2 separate regions of the Homo sapiens genome follow, and region 1 is linked to region 2. Evidence: chromatin contacts called from ENCODE Hi-C data. All regions are on one chromosome and are shown on one strand. Each heading gives the region's core, a stretch centred on a gene start or an enhancer-like site at or near the end of the contact. The rest is flanking DNA. Distances are from core to core; before and after follow the strand shown.

What was found. Hi-C counts contacts between places; a loop is a spot of excess contacts on that map. Pooled maps may share reads with other maps.
Region 1: a pooled map shows a loop between it and region 2 (6-fold over the local background). The contact joins the promoter of TSPAN31 here to the promoter of HNRNPA1 in region 2. A Hi-C loop is called at or near these places in 1 of 168 maps with a recorded cell type or tissue (naive thymus-derived CD4-positive, alpha-beta T cell), 1 of 37 single-sample maps with no recorded cell type and 7 of 50 pooled maps.

What each region holds. Positions count from the first base shown.
Region 1 is chr12:57,742,887-57,747,516 of GRCh38, forward strand. TSPAN31 (tetraspanin 31) reads left to right here and starts at 2,153. Exons shown (of 6, transcript NM_005981.5): 1 at 2,153-2,331; 2 at 2,859-3,026; 3 at 3,290-3,370; 4 at 3,703-3,834; 5 at 4,132-4,245; 6 at 4,330-4,630. The coding sequence starts at 2,269. The coding sequence ends at 4,404. RefSeq lists an enhancer at 2,884-2,963.
Region 2 is chr12:54,277,535-54,282,570 of GRCh38, forward strand. It overlaps HNRNPA1 (heterogeneous nuclear ribonucleoprotein A1), which reads left to right and starts at 3,192. Exons shown (of 11, transcript NM_031157.4): 1 at 3,192-3,288; 2 at 3,852-3,968; 3 at 4,261-4,407; 4 at 4,556-4,766; 5 at 4,860-4,952. The coding sequence starts at 3,274. CBX5 (chromobox 5) reads right to left here and starts at 2,588. Exons shown (of 5, transcript NM_012117.3): 1 at 2,474-2,588. SCAT2 (S-phase cancer associated transcript 2) reads left to right here. Exons shown (of 2, transcript NR_157844.1): 2 at 1,118-1,529. RefSeq lists enhancers at 1,951-2,040, 2,193-2,952, 2,471-2,520, 2,811-2,900, 2,911-2,970 and 1 more and a cis regulatory region at 1,987-4,287.

The DNA.
Region 1 (4,630 bases), core at 903-3,402, 3.5 Mb after region 2:
AACTACCATGTTCCATGTCCAATCGCTTTCATAATAATTAACATGACTATAACACTTAATAGTTTACAACATACTTTCATATATATATTATCCTCATGACAGCCCTGAGGAGTAGGATTATTTATCCCTATTTGCATAAAAGGAAACTAAGGCTCAGAGAAGCCATTAAGAGGTGAAACAAAGACATGGATTTAGGTCTTCTGATTTTATTTTTACATTTTTATTTTTATTTTTTACCAAGCACATAAAGCCCAGATTGGTTATAATTTTGATACCCTTTTCACTACACCACACAACCAAAATGCTTGTCAACCAGTTCCCCTTCTAATATCATTGTCTTGCCCTTGATTTAGGACCTCAAAGAAAAGAAGGTAGATGAGGAACTGAAGGAGACAATGAAGATGGGACTTGGGGTAGGAAGGGGATGGAGGTGGGGAGTGAGGGGGTGGGAGGTAGGAGGTAGCGGGTAGTTTGACCTAATTACTTTGTTTCCACCGGACGCCTGTAATCGTAGCACTTTGGGAGGCCGAGGCGGGCAGATCACCTAAGGTCAGGAGTTCGCCACCAGCCTGGCCAACATGGCAAAACCCCATCTCTACTAAAAATACAAAAAAATTAGCTGGGTGTGGTGGCGGGCACCTGTAATCCAGCTACTCGGGAGGCTGAGCCAGGCAGGAGAATTGTTTGAACCCGGGAGGTGAAGGTTGCAGTGAACTGAGATCGCGCCACTACACTCCAGCCTGGGCGACAGAGGGAGACTCTGTCTCAAAATAATAATAATGATAATAACTTAATTACCTTGTTTCAAGACCCAAACACCTCTCTCGCCCTGTCAAACATCTATTCTCCTGCATACCTTTTTGGTATTAATTTCTGTAAGAGTTTATATAAATACTGTGTAGTTAAAGATAAGGGAATTGAGGTTGGAATTGCCCACAGGAACCTGTAAAATGACCTGAAAAGTAATAACTAACATTGAGTGTTTACTATATGCCAGGTACTGTTCTAAGTATTCTACATATATTAACTCATTTAATTCTTACAACCCAAGAGGTAGGGTGTGTTGTTATTTATCCCCATTTTACAGATGAGGAAACACGCACAGACAGTTTCTAAGTGCCTGGCCAAAGGTTACGCAGCTAGGAAGTGGCAATCTGACTGTGGCAGTAAGTCTATAGAATCTAAGTACACACAAACTTAAATCATTCTGTTGAGTTGATTGGAGGGTTTTCTTTTTTGTTCCTACTGTTTCTTTCTCCTGGGGAAGAGAAGGATTATGCCTTTCCCTACCCCCGTGAGAAGGACGGTTTGTCAAAGCACTTACTAGATAATAAAGTTGTTGATCAGCCTACCCCCAAGTGAAAAGGTGGAGGCTCCTTCCACTTATATTTATGTAAATGAGACTCTTCCTCTTGCCTGCCGTTTTTTTGCAAGCCCTAGATCAGGCGTGTACTCTGAAAATGCTGAGCACACCCCTCTGTGCACTTGTGGCAATGCCACATACAGGAATGCGCTGGCCTGAGGCCGCTATTTCCACACTGAATTTCTGGTATATTCACACCCCTTTAGGAGGAGATATGGAACAGGACATGGGTACTAGAGGACACACAAACGTGTGATGATTTGCTGGGTGTTGCTGTGTCCAACCCGCGGACTCTGCGGCCGGGCTAAATAAGCTCAATATGTGGCTCCTTTGGGTGTTCCCGAGCGTGACGCAATAACAAAACAATGGCGTCATCGTGAGGTCACTGCAGAACAGGGGGAAGGGGGTGGGGAAGGGCCCTCCTTCTACGGGCGGAGCCCTTTTTGCCCAGCTCTCAGAGCGGCCCCCTACCCGCCCCTCCCGCCGTCTCCCCTTCACCTAAGTTCCTCCAGAGCCGTCTCCCTGGGAATTAGCCCTCTCCTAACTCCGACCACAGAAAGCTCAGCTTTCAACCTAAGCTTTTGGAGTTTAGGCTGTAGTCCCTAAGAGAGTCTCTAGAAACCCTGCCCCTAGTTTTAAGTTTCGCCCAATGAAAAAACAAAAGGAGAGGGACAGAAGGCGGGTCGGTGACGTAATGCGGGTTGATTGGCATGCAGGCCTTGGACGTCCAGGATTAGCCACGCATTTCGCCAATCCAGAGGCAGGGGAGGGACGGTGCAGGCGCAGAGTATTGGGTTTGGCTGGCCTCGATTTAAAGAGACAGAAGCTGTCGGGGTCCTGGAAGACGGTCCCCAATACCCTCCCCCCAAGTCCTTGGGACCACTTGGGTCCCCAGAGCTGGGGAGATGGTTTGTGGCGGCTTTGCCTGCTCCAAGAATGCGCTTTGCGCTCTCAACGTGGTCTACATGGTGAGGTTTTGGAGGTGGGGGAAGCTTCAAGGCGGAAAGGCCCCGTGGGGAGAATCTCTAGGGTACTTCCGGTGGGGAGAGGGGTGTATGGGGGTTCCGGGAAGATTCCCAGGAACTTCCGGCGACGAGGGAATTCCTGGGGACTTCCGTGGGAGAGAGGAGACTTCCGGTTGATTAAGGGGGTTTGTCTGAGGGTGGGGGAATGAACTGAAGGCCGTGGGCGTAAGTTCCATACCTCCTTCCTGTGAACCTCAGTTTCTTCCAAACTGGAAGTGATAGGATGATCCTGAGGGTTCATCTTTTGCATTCATACTACCATCCCTGCCACCCCCTCCCCGCCATCCTAGCCATTCTAACCTTTGGGAGTGCCTAGGGATGCTCCCGGTGCGGATAGCACCATCCCCAGCTCCCATTCACACACTATTCCATTATTCCTTCCCCCTGCCCCGCTCCCAAGTCCTCTTGTATGGCCTTGGGCTGTGCCGCATGCTAGAATTGTTGAGATGTATCCTGCTCTTTCTTCGTAGCTGGTGAGCTTGTTGCTCATTGGAGTGGCTGCTTGGGGCAAGGGCCTGGGTCTGGTGTCCAGCATCCACATCATCGGCGGAGTCATTGCTGTGGGAGTCTTCCTTCTCCTTATTGCAGTGGCTGGACTGGTGGGTGCTGTCAACCACCACCAAGTCCTGCTGTTCTTTGTATCCTGACCTGAAGTGATGGGGGCAACCGGGGGCTTGGGAGGGCTGTCATCTAAGGAAGATGTTAGAAGGGTAGGGGACCTCAGGGATCTTGGACACGTCTCCTTGCCCTGCCCTGTCCCATAATCTACGAAACAAGAGCTGATTTTATTGCTTTCAATTTGACATGGTGGTGTAAGTTCTATGAACAGATGAGACCAGACAGTTATTATAGATGAAACATAAAGGAATCTAGGACTTTTTTCCATAACCTTTCCTCTCAGTACATGATCATCCTTGGTTTGGTCTTCATCTTCCAATTTGTAATCTCTTGCTCATGTCTGGCTATTAACCGAAGCAAACAGGTAAGACAGTACCCTTTCAAGTACTTACTTGCTTTTTAAAATTTTCCTCTTAACCTCGAACTCCTTCCTTAGTCTGGCCCCAACTACCCAAAGATCATCCTTAGGTGCACTGCTTCTGGCCTCTTGGGCTATTTGCTTCCTCTGGGATGTCTGGTTAATTTTCCATGAGGATGATCTAGAGAACCTCAAAAGGTAGATATTTATCGTGTCTATAATTGTTGCACACCGTTATGCTTCTGTTTGACTTCCTTTGCTGGGCTAGGGAAATTGAGGCACTTGAACTGATAACAGGATGTAGGGAGACTTAATTTCCCTCTACCCATATCTTTCAGACAGATGTCATCAATGCTTCTTGGTGGGTCATGAGCAACAAGACTCGGGATGAACTGGAAAGAAGTTTTGATTGTTGTGGCTTATTCAACCTCACAACCCTGTATCAACAAGATTATGATTTCTGCACTGCAGTGAGTGTGTTGGGGGTGGTGCAGCAGCCAGGGGAGGTAGGAAACTGGGTAAGGACAATGCCCAAGTTGGCAAATTTAGTTTGAATGTCATTGTTTCTCTCTCTACAAGCCCTCTTGTATTGGGGCTGTGTTGGTGGGAGGTGGGGGTGGATAGAGGCTGGGGAATTAGCCAAGTAGGATTTTAGTTTGTAGGACACTGGTCAGATAACAGTAAAGTTTCTAGGGACATTCGGCATAGGTATTAGTCACTAGCAACTTTACATTCACAACTTTGCATTCTTCACGTTTTATCCTCAGATCTGCAAGAGCCAGAGCCCCACATGCCAGATGTGTGGAGAAAAGTTTCTTAAGCATTCAGACGAAGCCCTGAAAATCCTAGGGGGTGTTGGACTCTTCTTTAGCTTTACAGAGGTAACATTCTCCAGTTCCCTCACACACATCCTTTTTGAGACTGAGAATTAATTGATACTTATCTCTCTCCCTTTGTTCCTACAGATCCTTGGTGTTTGGCTAGCAATGAGATTTCGGAATCAGAAGGATCCTAGAGCCAACCCCAGTGCCTTTCTATGAGACTTTGGATCCTTCTGACTTTTCTTCTGCTCTCTCTAAGCTTTCTCTTCCTCCCTTAGGGAATATCTAGGGTCTGTAACCGTTTTGGTTTGAGAAAAAGGAAAGGCCCCTTGTCACATCCTCTAAAATTGATGGAATAGCAAGACTTTATGCCTTGACATATTTTAGTGGGAGCCAGACTATAAGGAATAAAAGGAAAAACTTTCTTCCTCTCTCTCCAAGAGGA
Region 2 (5,036 bases), core at 1,942-4,441:
ACCTTGTTGGCCAGGCTGGTCTGAAACTCCTGGCCTCAAGTGATCCGCCCACCTTGGCCTCCCAAAGTGCTGGGATTACAGACATGAGCCACCGGCGCCAGACCAAGTGGTAAAAATTTTAATAAAAATTTCCTTTTATTAAATGGAACAATGATCAATTCTGTATCTAAGGAGATAACATCAGGATTTAGTGATCCATTTACCAAAGGCCACTCCCTAAACATTTCAACCATCTTCTCACCTTTACCTATTTTCCAATTGGTAAAATAATGGATTTTGAAAAAATAATAAACTCTAGTGTTCTATTTTTATTTTTTTAGCAATGGGATCTTGTTGTGCTGCCCAGACTGGAGTGCAGTGGCTATGCACAGGCATAATCATCTCACACTGCACCCTTGACCTCCTGAACTCAAGCCTCCTACCTCAGCCTCAGCTTCCAGAGTAGCTGGGACTACAGGAACACGAAACTGTGCCCTGCATACTCCAGTATTTTAAATGAATGGTTTTCAACCAAGGGAGATTTTATCCCCCATCCCTACCTCCCCGGACATTTGGCAATGTCTGGAAACAATCTGTCACAAATGGGGATGTGGCGAGTGATGCGATGTTACTGGCATACAGTGGGTAGAGGCCAGGAATGTTGCTAAATATTTTACTATGCACAGGACACTCCGAGCACCCTCAACAAAGAATTATCTGCCTCAAAATACCAACAGTGCTAATGCTGAGAAACCTTGCTGTAGGTCAAGACTGTATTCCTTCCAAACCTAAATAAATCCAGGACAGATACCCTTAACCAGTATCACTTTAGTTCTCAGAAGCTCAGCAACTCCATTACTAGCATACCTACAAATAGGTTTACAGCCAGGTATAAATTATAGGTTTGTCCTTTTGCTAGTGCCAGAGAACATGGAAATCTCTCCTCTGTTCATAAACTGCTATTAAAATCGTCTGTCTTTGGTATAAAGTCGGAAAGGTCTCTAATTATAAGTGTATTTCATAGGTAGTTGATTTTCAGTATTTAAATATTTTCCCTTGATCCTGAATAAATTATTGAATAAAGCAGTAAGACTCTGATACAGCCAATGTTATCAAAATTTATTTATTTCTCCAAAAGATCCTGGAATAAGCAGAGTGGGCATTACCAAAAGGAGATAGACTGCATGTAAAACACACTTCGAAGGAAATCTAATTAAAAGGCAAGGAATAATCCAGGTGATGGATGAATCTTCTGTCCCCAGAACCCTAAATATTACCCTCTTTGTTTCTTTTTTATTCCAAAGTCAGATATCCTCAAAGGAACAGCAAAAAGAGGGACTTTAGGATATCTTCAATGGTGTAAAGAAAAGAAATATATGAAAGTTCCCGGGAGAAAGAGACTAAAATAAAAGCACTGGGCACATGGATTACATAAAACAGAAAAGGGGTTGTAAGTATGTGATTATGACTAGAAACACAAAACAATCGACTTCATTTTTTATTTAATTTTAATCACAAATTATTAACCTTGCAAAGTTTTAAACATTAAAGATCTAATCTGCCTCGATCCTACTGTGTCCCTAGGATTGACACTTTGGTGTGTAGCTTTCCAAAACTTTTCTGTGGACCTACAAACATATTTGTCAGTAGAAATATGCACTATCAGGAAGGAGATATTTCTTGAACGCCTTTCCATGACAGTACATAGAGATTTCTCCCATTCGTTCTAACATTTTAACAGTCTTCCTAAAGAAGCGACTTCTGAAAGTATTATTTAAAAACAAACAAACAAAAAAAAACAACTCCTGTTCCCCAAACCTCAAGTGGTGAGGGGGCGGGGGAAAAATGCTCAAGTCGAGGAATACAGGAGCAAACTTACGCTTTCAAGGAGGTGTATGGGACTGAGGCCTAAAGGCTTCGTTAGAGAAGTCATCGTGGATAAAACATCCACCCTCACACGCCATTACAGGCACCGACTCCCCTTCCTCACAACCCCAAATCGAAGACCTCCCTCTTTTGGAGAGCCGATTGGACGACTGGTCCCAGCGCTTTCCTTAGGCTGTCCGTCTACTGGTTCCAGATTCGTTCCATCCGTTTAACCGCCCGATCCCGCATTCCCCATTGGAGTCAAACCGCTGCCTCCTGGAGAAGCCCAACCTACCGCGCGCTTCCTGCTCACTGGCTCAGTGAGACGCTGCTCAGAAGGGGAAAACCCGTCTCCCACATTCCGATGGCCCAAGGGCCGATCAGTCGGCAGCTCAAGGCAGACCCAATTGGCCTATACACAAGCCAGTCAAAGTCTTCGGCTGCACAGCTCCAAAGAACCTACGGGGATTAAAACATCCCGCCCCCTGTTCTTCTATTGGTTGGCCCGACCCACCGCTGCCCCTTCACTATCCCCCCACCCCGCCGTCCATTCATTTCACACAATAACGGGCCCAAATGGAGTCAGTTCAAGACCTACTATGGGTAGATAAGACTGTCTGCCACTTACCCGGGATTGAGAGTGATCACTCACGCTAACGTCTGCCCTGTTCCTGTATGGTGAGGCCGCACCACAAGCCACCACCGCCGCCGCCTTCTGCGCAACGCCAACCGCCCGCCAAAACGGATCCTTCCCTGCGCCTGCGCAACCAATCCTGGGACCGGACCTTTTTTCTCCGCCCACTACGCATGCGCAAAGCTAGGACAAACTCCCGCCAACACGCAGGCGCCGTAGGTTCACTGCCTACTCCTGCCCGCCATTTCACGTGTTCTCAGAGGCAGGTGGAACTTCTTAATGCGCCTGCGCAAAACTCGCCATTTTACTACACGTGCGGTCAACAAGAGTTCATTGCAAAAAAATTGTTACCTCCTGGCTGCTTGTCTAATACATAGTGTTAATCATGCTTTGCCAAGCGACTTGACTGTAATATTTGCGCGTGGAAGATTAAAAAGATGTTAAACACCCAAGGTAGATTCAAATGTGAATGATTGGTCGGTTGGCCAATCAGACTGGTTAACAATAACATTACTCGGGAACCAATGGACTCCAAGGGGTGGAGACGGCGTAGAACGACCGAAGGAATGACGTTACACAGCAATGTGGCACCACAGGCCAATAGCAGGGGGAAGCGATTTCAAGTATCCAATCAGAGCTGTTCCAGGGCGGAGTCTACCAATGCCGAAAGCGAGGAGGCGGGGTAAAAAAGAGAGGGCGAAGGTAGGCTGGCAGATACGTTCGTCAGCTTGCTCCTTTCTGCCCGTGGACGCCGCCGAAGAAGCATCGTTAAAGTCTCTCTTCACCCTGCCGTCATGTCTAAGTCAGAGGTGAGTTAGGCGCGCTTTCCCACTTGAATTTTTTCCTCTCCCTTTCCTGAATCGGTAAGATGCTGCTGGGTTTCGTTCCTTGCACCAGCCCATTCTACAGTTCCTTCGGTCGCTGCCACGGCCTACCCCTCCCAAAGTTCAAGTCGCCATTTTGTCCTCTTGATCGCCATGAGGCCGCTCTCCGCCAACCATGAGTTATCATGCGGGACTCGTTACTCGTAGCAAAATTCTTAGGCACACAGGATCTTTGTCTTTTTTTAAACCTTGCCTTGGTGAGCGAGTTTTCTAAAGAGCGATTAGTCCCATTGTGGAGATGCACCCCTACCGCCCAAGCCTTTGTTGCGCGTGCGTCGGAAGGCGACTAGGGACGCATGCGCTTGCGATTTCCTAGCACTCCCAACTCCAGCATACGGCCTCCCTTGATAGGCAGAAGCACGTGTCTTGTTGCGACCTGAACGAACAATAAGTGCTAGGTACACAGTTGGTGTCTAGTTTTTCTTTTCCTCGATGGAAATTGTTTCGTGTTGTAGCCCATTTAACACTTCCCCCTCCCCCCACTCTAGTCTCCTAAAGAGCCCGAACAGCTGAGGAAGCTCTTCATTGGAGGGTTGAGCTTTGAAACAACTGATGAGAGCCTGAGGAGCCATTTTGAGCAATGGGGAACGCTCACGGACTGTGTGGTAAGATTTGGAAGGGACAAAGCAGTAAAACAGCCGATTTCCTTGGCTTATCTTGGTGCAGTCTTCTCCGAATGCTTATGAAAGTAGTTAATAGCATTATAGTTAGAGCTTTGTTGGCAAAGGAACGTCCTGCTTTGATTTTAAAAGCTACCTCTTAAATCTAGGGTAGTGGGAAACTGGACGACTTTTTATAAAAGGCTGGTGTAAAGTTTCCTATTGCCCTATTCAAAGTTAAAATGACAAAAGCTTTTGCGGTCAGACTTTGTGTTACATAAATTAACACTGTTCTCAGGTAATGAGAGATCCAAACACCAAGCGCTCCAGGGGCTTTGGGTTTGTCACATATGCCACTGTGGAGGAGGTGGATGCAGCTATGAATGCAAGGCCACACAAGGTGGATGGAAGAGTTGTGGAACCAAAGAGAGCTGTCTCCAGAGAAGTGAGTGGGTTTTTTTTCTTCTTCTTCTTAAACTTACTTGGATATGTGCTGCTATGGACTTAAGATTCGGGAGTTTTCTAAACTTACCAAAATTTTTTATTCGAGTATAGGCTTTGCTAATCTAAACCTATGGTTTTTCTCCTATTAGGATTCTCAAAGACCAGGTGCCCACTTAACTGTGAAAAAGATATTTGTTGGTGGCATTAAAGAAGACACTGAAGAACATCACCTAAGAGATTATTTTGAACAGTATGGAAAAATTGAAGTGATTGAAATCATGACTGACCGAGGCAGTGGCAAGAAAAGGGGCTTTGCCTTTGTAACCTTTGACGACCATGACTCCGTGGATAAGATTGTCAGTAAGTATCAGATAGTGGCATTTAGTAAGGGTTCCACAATCTGTATGGCATTCTAAACCCTGATACCATGTTGTATCTATGTTTTTTTTTTAGTTCAGAAATACCATACTGTGAATGGCCACAACTGTGAAGTTAGAAAAGCCCTGTCAAAGCAAGAGATGGCTAGTGCTTCATCCAGCCAAAGAGGTATGCTTGTTGCTTAATTAAACCTTAAAGGTAACTTTGAGTTACTCCAGTATGAATGATTTAATGCTTAAACTTCATGTCTTA